Regions from separate parts of the Homo sapiens genome. Here region 1 is linked to region 2. Evidence: chromatin contacts called from ENCODE Hi-C or POLR2A ChIA-PET data. All regions are on one chromosome and are shown on one strand. The core of a region is the stretch at or near the end of the contact, and the rest is flanking DNA. Distances in the headings are between cores, read along the strand shown. Region 1 overlaps LOC105373178 (a long non-coding RNA gene). Region 2 has its middle 71 kb from the start of MIR3937.

The links. A loop is a pair of places that touch in the nucleus more often than their neighbours do. ChIA-PET counts read pairs that join two places held with the same protein, here RNA polymerase II (POLR2A). Pooled maps may share reads with other maps.
Region 1: a loop to region 2 is called in a map of naive thymus-derived CD4-positive, alpha-beta T cell, with 2.5 times the contacts of the local background. The contact joins two enhancer-like sites. A Hi-C loop is called at or near these places in 7 of 168 maps with a recorded cell type or tissue (CD4-positive, alpha-beta T cell, CD4-positive, alpha-beta memory T cell, HepG2 and 3 more) and 11 of 50 pooled maps. POLR2A ChIA-PET finds 5 or more read pairs at or near these places in 8 of 52 experiments (CD4-positive, alpha-beta T cell, CD4-positive, alpha-beta memory T cell, HEK293T and 5 more).

Annotation. Positions count from the first base shown.
Region 1 is chrX:39,764,079-39,769,351 of GRCh38, forward strand. It overlaps LOC105373178 (a long non-coding RNA gene), which reads left to right. Exons shown (of 3, transcript XR_949026.2): 2 at 315-457; 3 at 724-1,024. Among named protein-coding and RNA genes, the nearest start is that of MIR1587, 71 kb to the right of the region's middle. Within about 2 kb of position 2,098, at least 5 of the 41 ENCODE cell types and tissues checked have a DNase peak (open chromatin) inside an H3K27ac peak, as active enhancers do.
Region 2 is chrX:39,729,422-39,734,853 of GRCh38, forward strand. No RefSeq gene overlaps it. Among named protein-coding and RNA genes, the nearest start is that of MIR3937, 71 kb to the left of the region's middle. RefSeq lists an enhancer at 1,334-1,628. Within about 2 kb of position 2,455, at least 4 of the 41 ENCODE cell types and tissues checked have a DNase peak (open chromatin) inside an H3K27ac peak, as active enhancers do.

The sequences.
Region 1 (5,273 bases), core at 848-3,347, 34 kb after region 2:
AGGAAAATATTCCAGCTCCTAAGAAATCACAGAATCCCTCTGATGGGTTAGGAGAGAGGTCGTTTAGTGTCACTGTTAAGAACACGGGCTCTGGAGCCAGACTCTTAGGTTTCTATCCCAGCTCTGTCACATGGGCAAGTCATTTAATTCTCTGTCTCAACTTCCTCACCTGTAAAATGGAGATAATAATAGTCCCCACTTGGTCGGGTTGTTGAGAAGGTTAAATGGTCGCCTAAGTATATCTGAGTTTATCTAAGCTCTTATAGTGAAGCAGGAAGATGAGATGGGTATCTCTCTGCTCTTGCCCAAAGCAGGCTACAGACGGGTTGGTTACTGGTTCTGCTCTAAGGACTGGCCTGCTGGACTCGCTGCGCTTCTCTGCCAGCTGTTCCCTCTTCCGCCTTCTGTTTGCTTTGATCTGAGGTTGACAGACCACCTGGCCTGCTAAACTGGGAAGGTAAGCTCATCCCATCTGCCCGTTCACCTGCCAAGAGTCCATCATTGTGGTCTTTGTGTTTATACGCCGAAGGGGGCAGCTGGGGGTGAAAACAGCCCAGCTTGTTTTGTCACTTGGTCTCCCCTGCCATGACTGTTGCCCTGTAATCCCCCTCCCCCAGGGCGGCTCAGACCCAGGAATTTTAATCAACCTGGAATTAGAAACTTTGTTAACACCAGTGGCTGGAGAAAGGCCTGAGGGGGGATTCAAATGCCTGTGACTTTCAGGTGGGGGAGTCGAGCCCTCAGGAAGCCAGTCTGTGGGGGGTGATGACATCATCTCAGCCACGCAAGCCCTGCAGAGAGAAGAGGGAGTCTCCCAGCTGTGGAGACGAGAAAACAATGATCTCCACGCGCCCCGCAGCCAGAGTGGAGTTCAAGTCCCTCAGCTTAAAATCAAATCTCCCCTTTGTTCCTAACTCTCCCCCACCACCCACAAATGTCCTGCAACTGTCATGGAGCGGCTACTACTAATAATAATCACTGGCCTTGTGTTGGGCTTTGCAAACTGTTCTCACATTCACTGCACCAGTGAATCAAGCAATCCTCTGTGAGGCCAGGGAGACAGGCATTATCGCTCCCATTTTACAGAGGAAGTGACTGAGGCTGCAAAAGATGAACAGATGGGTACAAGCGTGGTCAAGTTGAGTCTCAAGCCAAGGGTTCTATGTCTTAGCCTAAAGTGGTGGTTCTCGAGCTTTAGCACACTGGAATCCCCTGGAGGGCTTGGTTAAAAGAATTTGCTTTTCTAACAAATGTCCAAGTGATGCTGATGCTGTGGGGTGGGGGTCCACGCTCTCAGAATCTGTGGCCTAAAACTTTTGCCACTACATCGTACCTCCTCATTGTGTTAATAAAGAAGCGTTTCCAGCAGCTATGGATGGACAGATTTGGGTCTTTTCCAAAGAATCTGTTAATAGCAGCATATATCTGAAACATAAGGCAGGAGCAGCAGCCTCCAGCTGCTGGGTATTTCCCACAGAAGGGAAGGAGCCTGGACGAGAGAGGCTGGGGTAACCCAGGGTTTTGGCTTGAGCGCATGGGGTTAATTCTGAATCCCTTCCGGGCAGCCCACGTGACTGGGAAGGAGGAAGGTGGAATGATTGCTTATATACAGAACCATCAAGGTCTTGACTGTGTTAAAACCCAATCATTACTTCCAGGTAGTGATGCATTTTAGGCAATGTCTTCTGCTTATGCTCAGCAATGCATGAGTCTCAGAGCGGTGGCCAGAGAAATGGCGAATCGTCGTATATTGAGCGAGTGATAATGGAATCCAGGAGGTGGAAATTACAAGTTGAAAAGTAAAATCAATGCCCTGACTGTGAAATGACTGAATGCCTGGTGAGGAACTGTGTCGAGGTGCACCCCCACTCCCCTTACTCCACACCGACCTTTAAGACGCTCACCAGTTCAGAAGTTCCTTGAGGGCAGGAAGCATATTTTAATCACGGGTAATCATAGCATATCAGGGCAGAAATGGGCCTTAGAGAGCTTCCAGCCCTGGAGTGGCAAATCGGTTTCATTTTGGTGCCAGCTACAATCATTTAGTGGTGGCTGCCTGAAGCGCTGGGCCGAGAAGTGTTCTGCGGGTCTCTGGGCTCCTTGAGGAGTCGGCCATGATCAATTAGCGATGTTTACCATGGCCAGGGGAGTGGCAAGGAGGCAGCACTTTGCTCAGATTACCCAACCCCTATCTAGTCCAACCTGTCCCGCTGACAGATGAGGAAAGAACTGCTAAGCAGCTCTGTGTCCCCACCCACACCCCAGCACATTCTTGTCCCCTAGCAGCCATCCACTTCCAGGGGTCTGTGCATAGTATTCAAGGGTCTATGAACTTGAGTGGGAGAGACATTTACATCTTTGTTTCACTAAACTCTGAGATCAAGCACTTCCTTCCATGATGAATGTAGGCAACAAACTGTGGTAGCAACAGCAGCACCTGTGACTGTCACCAATAGAAACCACAGCTATCTTCCTAGCACATCAGAGCTGCTGCTGCTGTCTCTAAAGATCACTTACACCCCTCGCTAGTCACTGTGGTCTTTGTATGAAAGGATCGTAGTTATTAGACCCAACACTAAATCTTGTTACTTAATGCATTAATAAAGAAACACACATATTACTGATCCCGAAGTTGCTTCTTAATATTTGCATAACTGCATTTCAATAGAGAATTGGTTTCCTCTGTCATACTATTTTATGCAATTAAATTCATCATCCTGAGAAGGGGTCCATAGGCTTCACCAGATGCCAGAGGGGTGCACAGCCCAGAAATGGTTAAAAACCCCTGCCAAGGTTTGCTGATAGCAGTGCAGTGTGCCAGGGCCCCTCCTGGCCTTGGCTTCAGTCAGAGAAGCGGCAGTGGGCAATATGGGCGGTCTTTGGTACCTTGTATTCTTTGCTGTGATTTGGCAGCAGCTGGCAGCTGAGGCAGTAAGAATTGGCTGCTCTCCACTCTGGGGAGACAGCTGACCTCGGGGGCTCCCTGGGCTCAGATGCCCAGACGGTGACAGCTCTGGCCCTGCACCAGGCCTCCCCGGTTTGGCCTTCCACAGCGATGGTCAGTCCAGGTCACAGACACAGCAGCTCCATGCTTGGCTCTCGCCTTCTTCCCTCTCTTATGGCAACCCTTCCCTTCCAGTGTGCTGGGCGTCCCCCAGGAACCTGCAAGACAGACTTGACGGATACTTACTGCTGTGTCTGGGTGGCTGCTTTCAGCTCTGGGGTGGGGGTGGGGGCGGGATGGGGAGGAGAAGAGAGACAACCCAGAGATTTCAGTCCCGGAGCACAGGCCACATGAGCTCCGTTTCCACTTCATTTTAAAAATGCATCTACCCTCCTTCTTTCAGGCATGCAGATACTGAATTATAGGCTATTAGCCCTGGAAGGCACCTTAAAAATTATCTGTTCCACACATTTCCCCTTGCCCCCTGCACACACACACACACCCACCACACCACGCTGTTCACTTTATAAACCAAGGAACAGGCTGAGAGAGAGAACAGGACCTGCCCGTGTGGCACAGACCTGGAACTAGAATTCACGGCTCCAAACCACGAGGCCAGTCCTTTCTCCGACATTGCACAGCCTCATAAATGACGTAAGATTTTGGCATCGTAACCATCTGTCTCAGGGTAAGGACCGGTGAAAAATAAAATTGCAAATTCTTTTCTATTCCAAACCATCACTTGATTAAGTGAGGGGATTGAGGCCACCGCAGCTGCCCACTTCCAGGGGGCTTGGTTCACACTGGTTTCCCTGGAACTGGCACAACCCGACGATCTGTGGCAGAATTCTTGTTTGTTTTTGTTTTCAAAGACTCCTTGAGAAATCCTAGAAGTAGTGTGGGGTAAAGAGTGGAAGCCTCCCATTTTCCATCAGCATCACAGACAATTCCTCAAAGATGCTCCCTGGATTGAGGCTGCTCCTTTGCCCAAGGAATCTCTCCCGCTGCTTTTCACGACAACAAACTGCTTGGGATACAAGGTCCTTCAGTTACTTGGGACAGACAAGGAGCTGGAACAAACATCCCCTACATCTCCATGGCTTAATGGAATGTGCAAAAGGCTTATTTCTTGCCCACTTCACATCCCAACCAGGCATTCCAGCAACAACCTTCCATGGGGTGATTCAGGGACCCAGGCTTCAGGCTTCTTCCATCCCGTGGCAAAGAGCACTACCAACTTCAATATGTGTCTTCCAAAGTCAAAGTAGAACAGAAACAGAAAATGGAGGATCCTGAGTGGAAGATTTTTGGTTCAGGCACATCACTTCTACCTACTTTCCATAAGCTAGAACTCAGTCACATGGCCCTCACCTAACTTCAAGGAAGGTTGGGAAATGCAGTCTAGCAGGGAACCTAGGAAGCTGGAAAAATGGGTGTGGCAGGAACAGAGTAACCCTACCAGTCTTCAGTGTCTTACTATTGTCTTATTAAAAGTTCTTTTGGGCCGGGCACGGTGGCTCACACCTGTAATCCCAGCACTTTGGGAGGCCGAGGCAGGTGGATCACAAGGTCAGTAGTTCGAGACCAGCCTGGCCAACATGGTGAAACCCCATCTCTGCTAAAAATACAAAGAAAAAAAAATTAGCCAGGCATAATGGTGGATGCCTGTAATCCCAGCTACTCGGGAGGCTGAGGCAGGAGAATTGCTTGAACCCGGGAGGCAGAGGTTACAGTGAGCCAAGATCACGCCACTGCACTCCAGCCTGGGCGACAGAGCAAGACTCTGTCTCAAAAAAAGTAAATAAATAAATAAATAAAAATAAGTTCTTTTGGTTGCATGAGACAAACTAGCTTATGTGGGGCAGGAAAATATTGGATGGAGATGACCAAAAAGATGCTGGATACCTCACAGAATCCAAAGGAAAGCTGACCAAGCAGATTCAGGAGGGCCACATGAGGGAGTGGAGACCATCAATCACTTCTCATTCTATAGGACCCCATGGTTTTTGACTGTTTTCCTTTGCCTTCTTCATTCATTCAACAAATATTATTGAGCACCTACCATATGCTAGGCCTGGCTTCACAGCAGTGAACCAAACAGACCAACTCCCAGTGCTCCTGGAGCTGACATTACGCTCAATTCTCTCCCTGCAAACTGTTTTATTTCTTCTTTGTGCCCATGGTCCTGAGGATCGCTTTGTCATTGTGCTGGATATAATGGTGCTGGCACTTCCAGTCCTCCTCTTGCAGGGCTGTGGAGGGGCCATGTTGTCCTGTGGCTTCTCCAATTGCTATTTCTGCCCCTCTCCCCAGCTGGTGACCCCATCTT
Region 2 (5,432 bases), core at 1,205-3,704:
ACTGGGGATGGGGAGGAGAATGGGGAAGTGAAGGGCCATGAGCAAAACTTTGGTTTGTCTTTTTTCAGCATCTGATTCTACTCTCATTTCTTCGAGTCCATCATAGTCCCTCTTTTCCTACCCTCAAAGCCTGAGTGCAGGTGAGGTTAGCCCTTTACGCCACCCCAGGGCTTCTATCCTGAGAAGCAAAGTGCTAGAATAGAAAGCGATAGATAGATTGTCTCTGAGATTATGGCCTGGGTTCTTGGCACAGCAGGATTCTAGGGTGTTTGTTTTTCATTCCTGTCCCAAGAATGCACCTGATAACCTCCCTGGGCCTCTAAAAAAGCACCCATCATTTGTACAGGTCCTTCCAGGTGCTGAGATAGGAAAAAAGAGGGATCCCCAGTCAGGGCTGGAAGGGAAGCTACCTCCCCTCCTCTTGGGGAATTCAACCCTGTCCTTTTTATGATTGAGGGAACCAAAGCTTAGAGGGGCTGTGACTTGCCCAGGGTCACCAGTGTGTCAGCGGCTGAGTTGGAACTGTGCAGAATTCACCCTTCACCCTGGGGCATTTGCACCCTGGGGCACTTTCCACAGTCGACTGACTGCGGGGAGAAGTGGGAGGAGGTTACACTCAGGGCAAAGCCACTAAAGGCCAGCATTCGACCAGCTCAGCCAGCCTCCCTGGGCCTCTTGGCAGCTCTGGGCCTGCAGGGAGGGTCCTACCCACCCCAGCCAACCCTCAGAGGCCCCCCAGGCTGCCAAGGCCACGTCACCGCAGCCTGCGGTCTGCCCAGCTAATGGCAGCTGCTGCGAGGGGAGTGGAGCCGCAGTAATTACAGCATCAAGGAATCACAAATGGATCTGCAAAGATGACATTAGGAGCATTAGACCTGGCACGGCTGCCTCCGGAGAGGTCGCTGGGAGGAGGCTGGGGCTGGGGCCTGGGGATGGGAGACAGACGTGCCTCTGTCTCACCCCACCCCCTTCGTTCCCAACCGGGGCTGCGATGACAATGCCAGGATTCACAAGCCCCTCGCAGAAACCACATCGGCCGCCAGTCTCGTGTGTGTCAGCGAAGATAACAGATGTCTTTCACAGGGAAGTAATTGCTTGAAACACAACTGGACAACCCCCCAGGAGGTTGCATTACAGGAAGGAACCTTGCTTTTGGGGCCGAAGGTGGGGGGGTGGTGACCTGGTAGGCAGTCCCCTCCCCAATTCCCTTGATCCTTTGACATCCTAATGAGTTGTGCTGGCCTTGCCTCTTGCAGTCCGCAGCTCTGTGGAAGGTAATTATTATGTCAAGCCTGGTTGAGGGCGTTGGTGGTGGGGCGGGGCTTCCTGGGTGGAATTTGTGGCTGGAGGAATTCCCCAGAGGCTGGAAGGGGTTAGCAGAGGAAGAATTGGGGGAAGGGCCAGGCCTTGATCAGTTACCATCCTCCAAAGCCTGAGAAATGGGTCTGAAGCGGCAAGGCTGCCTTTGGCCAAAGCTAGCACCAGTAGGTGTCACTGTAGGAAAGGAGGGGCCCCCGGGGCTGTCTGCGGATGGGGCTGGTAAAAATAGAGCTCGCCTGTGTTCCCACTGCCAAGTCGCCAAGCCTGGTGATTTATAAGGCTGGGAGCAGACGTGTGTGTAAATGTTTTTGCGTGCGAGATGTGTAACCAACCGCGGGCTGGCTTTTTCAAACTTACGAGGAGAGAGTGAGGGAGGGAGAGAAGGGGAGCGAGAGAAGGCAGCCAGGGTGGGAAGCACATGGGCCACTTTTATGTAACACTCCTCTGATACACGCCGCAGTGGGGATTTATGCTCTCTTTGAAGTAAATTGCATCCCGGTGCACCATAGCATGAAAGTTAAGATTTACCATGGCTGGGACCTCCGAGACCCTGCTGGAAGCTAGAATAATTAGCACAGCATTTGGCTGCCTCTCCTCCTGCTCTGCGGGCGGTGACAGGAGTGGCACTAATAGATCTTCCAGGCCTGAGCCTCGTGTGTTTGTCATGGGGTCCATGGTGGCTGTGGGCAAGGAGGACCGTGATCAACTGGAGAAATGGAGGTGGGGGGAGGGACTGGGACTGACCTTATTGCAGGGGACAGTGGGACCTGCCCCACCAGGGAGGAGCTGGGTGACAAACCAGCTTGGCCCCACAGGGTTCAGGTGCCCCTCTGTCAGGGGTTGGGCCAGAGTGCGTGCTTCGGTAACCCAGGGAACTCATTTATAAAACAGATTCCAGTGCCAGACTCCCAGCTTGCTGCAGGTGGGAGTCCTGGGGCACTCCGCCAGTTTGGAGGTCCCCTGGATTATATCAACTCTCATATTTAATGTTTTTCAAAAGGCAGTGCCTAGGACTCCCATCCCTCCTGACTTTTCTCCCTCTTCTCCCCTCCTCTTCCTGCAGGCACCTTCCCTGTGTCATTTCTCAGAGGCCGTGCATTTTCATGCTGGAAAAGCTGAGACTTGAACTTGATCAACAAACCCCAGAGTCCCACAGGGAAAGTCCTAACAGCCGCCTGGTCACTCCAGTTCTGCCAAGAAACAGCTGCGTGGTCTTGGACAAGTCCCAGCCCTTCTCCAGGCTTCAGCTTCCACACTGTATCATGATGGGGTTGGATTTTTACAAGATCATCTTGAAGGCCTTCATTAACAGTCCGTGATATACTTGACTCTCCCCCTCCCCTGGACACCCTCATGGAGCTCTAAGGAATCAAAGCATAGAAGTAATGTCCCTCTGGGGTTCCAGGTGCTGCGGTAGTACACCAGTGTTGGGAAGAAGAGCTAGCAGCACCGCTCACTATGAAGATTCTAAGTGCCTACTCAGCAAGGGCTTTCCTGAGGTTGTAATAAGCTCCTGGATCAGTTAACTCTTCCGCAAGGCAGAGCAGCTTTCCAGACCCCACTTCATCATCACAATAAGTAAATGACAGCCTGGGCAACAAAGTGAGACCCCACCTCTACGAAATTAAAAAAAAAAATTAATTAGGCAGGCATGGTGGCATGTGCCTATAGTCCCACTTATTTGGGAAGCTGAAGTGAGAGGCTTGAGCCCAGGTTTTCAAGTCTGCAATGAGCTATGATCGTGCCACTGCACTCCAGCCTAGGCAACAGGGCAAGATCTTATCTCAAAAAAAGAAAGAAGGAAAGAAGGAAAGAAAAGAAAGAAAGAAAGAAGGAAAAGAAAGAAAGAAAGAAAGAAAGAAAGAAAGAAAGAAAGAAAGAAAGAAAGAGAGAAAGAGAGAAAGAGAAAGGGAAAGGAAAAGAAAACAAAAGACTCTCACAACATTCTTTTAAGGTTGCGAATAAAATTGTCCCCATCACACATCTGAGGAAACTGAGGCTTTGGCCCAAGTGAGTCAAAGGAGTGTGATGAAAATATAGATTTTGAAATCAAAATAAGTGCAAATCTCATCTCTGTGGCATGAGCTGAGTGAAATAGGATAAAGGGGAAATTCTCAAGGCCTCGGTTTTGCCATCTGAAAAATGGGCATTGAGTTGAGGGCTAAATGAGATAGTTCATGCAAAAAGGACTCACAAGGCTGTCTCCTTGTAGATGGGGTTAACGAACAGAAGTTCCCAGGCCACTGGCTGCAGGGTGCGTTTGTCTCCCAGGTCTTGCATGGTTCTTGGCAGGGATCAGGCCCAGTAAATATTTGCTGAACTGGATTACACCAATGCCACAACAGAGGCCTCACTGTCAAACCATGCTGGGGAAGTAGCAGATAAAGCTGTGAGGGCCACGGAAGGTTCTCAAAGGGATCAGGGCCAATAGCATAGAAAGAGGAAAAACTGAGTTTAAAAAGCTCATACTGCAGTCTGAAGCCCCATGGAGGCTGGGACCAGACTCAGAAGGGGACAAATGTTCTTGGGTAGATTCTGAAGGACAGATCCCCAAAATGTTCTGAGCAACCTTTCAGATCAGTTTCCCAAGCCTGGCAAATTGGGAAAAATCTGATCAATGAAGTGGAAGCAGCAGCCACAAATGCCACATGAGAGTTCTGAATGAACTGTCTTCCTGTTCCTCTCCCTTGCCCCCACCACACCCTCTACACCCTGAATTCCCATCTGCCATGTAGACATGGGTGTGGGAAGGAGAGATAAAGTGGAGGTTCCCTTTGGTGTAAATCCTGGACCCAGAAAGATAGGGGGATCTCAGAGTTACCTTAATAAATCATCAATCTCTGTCCCTGTTTCAGGTTCTCCAGCCTCAGGTGTCTTCCTGAGCTGAAAGCCAACGTGCATCCCAAACCCTAGAGATGTCCATAAAATCTGCTTTCTGCCCTTTGGAGAGGTCAGGCGTCAGTGAGGAGAACCTCCTCCATGTATGGGGCCTGAGGTTCCTCTGCATAATTACCTTTTGCACCAGGAGGCACCTCCCTTCCTTGAGATCACACCTGGGACACGAGACACAGACTTACAAAGCAGACAGGCCAGCAGAACATCCCAAGGCTCCTGGTCTCTCCTCAAAGATCAGGGATGGATGAGTGGATGGGAGGATGGATGGATGGATGGATGGATGGATGAGTGGATGAGTGGATGGGAGGATGGATGGATGGATGGATGGATGGATGGATGAGTGGATGGGAGGATGGATGGATGGATGGATGGATGGTTGGATGGATGGCTGGATGGATGGGTGAACAAGTGGATGGATGGATGAATGGACAGATGGACTGAGTCCCTCACCCTCTGCTGGATTCTTGCTCCTGTGCCTTATACCTTTTACAGTCAGGGGGTTTTCCCAAGTGTCTCACCTATTTTTCCTAACATTAGCTTTTAAAACATTCCCTTTTTTCTGCCCCTCAAAAGGTGACAAACAGCCAGATAACCTCTGGCTATCTGGAGAAATTGGCATGTTTAGTTAATTGCCGTTTCACATATATGACATCATGGAAAGAGGGAGAGCTTGGACACAGACAGACCCAGGTTTGAAAACCAGACCTAACACCACTAAGCTGTGTGACCTTGTGCAACCTACAAAACCTCTCTGAACCTGTTTTATCATCTGTAAAATGAAAGTCATAATCATGACCTCTCAGGAGTGTTGCAGGAAAGGAAATCATTCTCAAGAAGTGCCTGGCACATGGTAGCTATTTTCTTTTTAAAGGAGGGAGCTAGAGGTGGTAGAAAATAGCCTGGGCTTTGTCGTCTAAGTAAGTCTGGATTGGAACCTGCTTAACCACTCACTGTGTGGCCTTGAGCCAAGGTAGTGAATTCTGAACCTCAATCTCTTCATCTCTCAAAAGGGCTATTAATATGTACCTTTCAGGATTGCCATGAGGAGTAGATCTATTTTACATAAAGCTGCCAGTACATAGTAGGTGCTTAACAAATGGTATCCATGATCATCTCTTAAGAAAGGAGATGGGGAAACTGAGGTACAGAATGACCTGCTCAGATAATGAAAGAGTGATGGAGTCTTGGCTGCCTTCCATGTGGACCATGAGCCATGC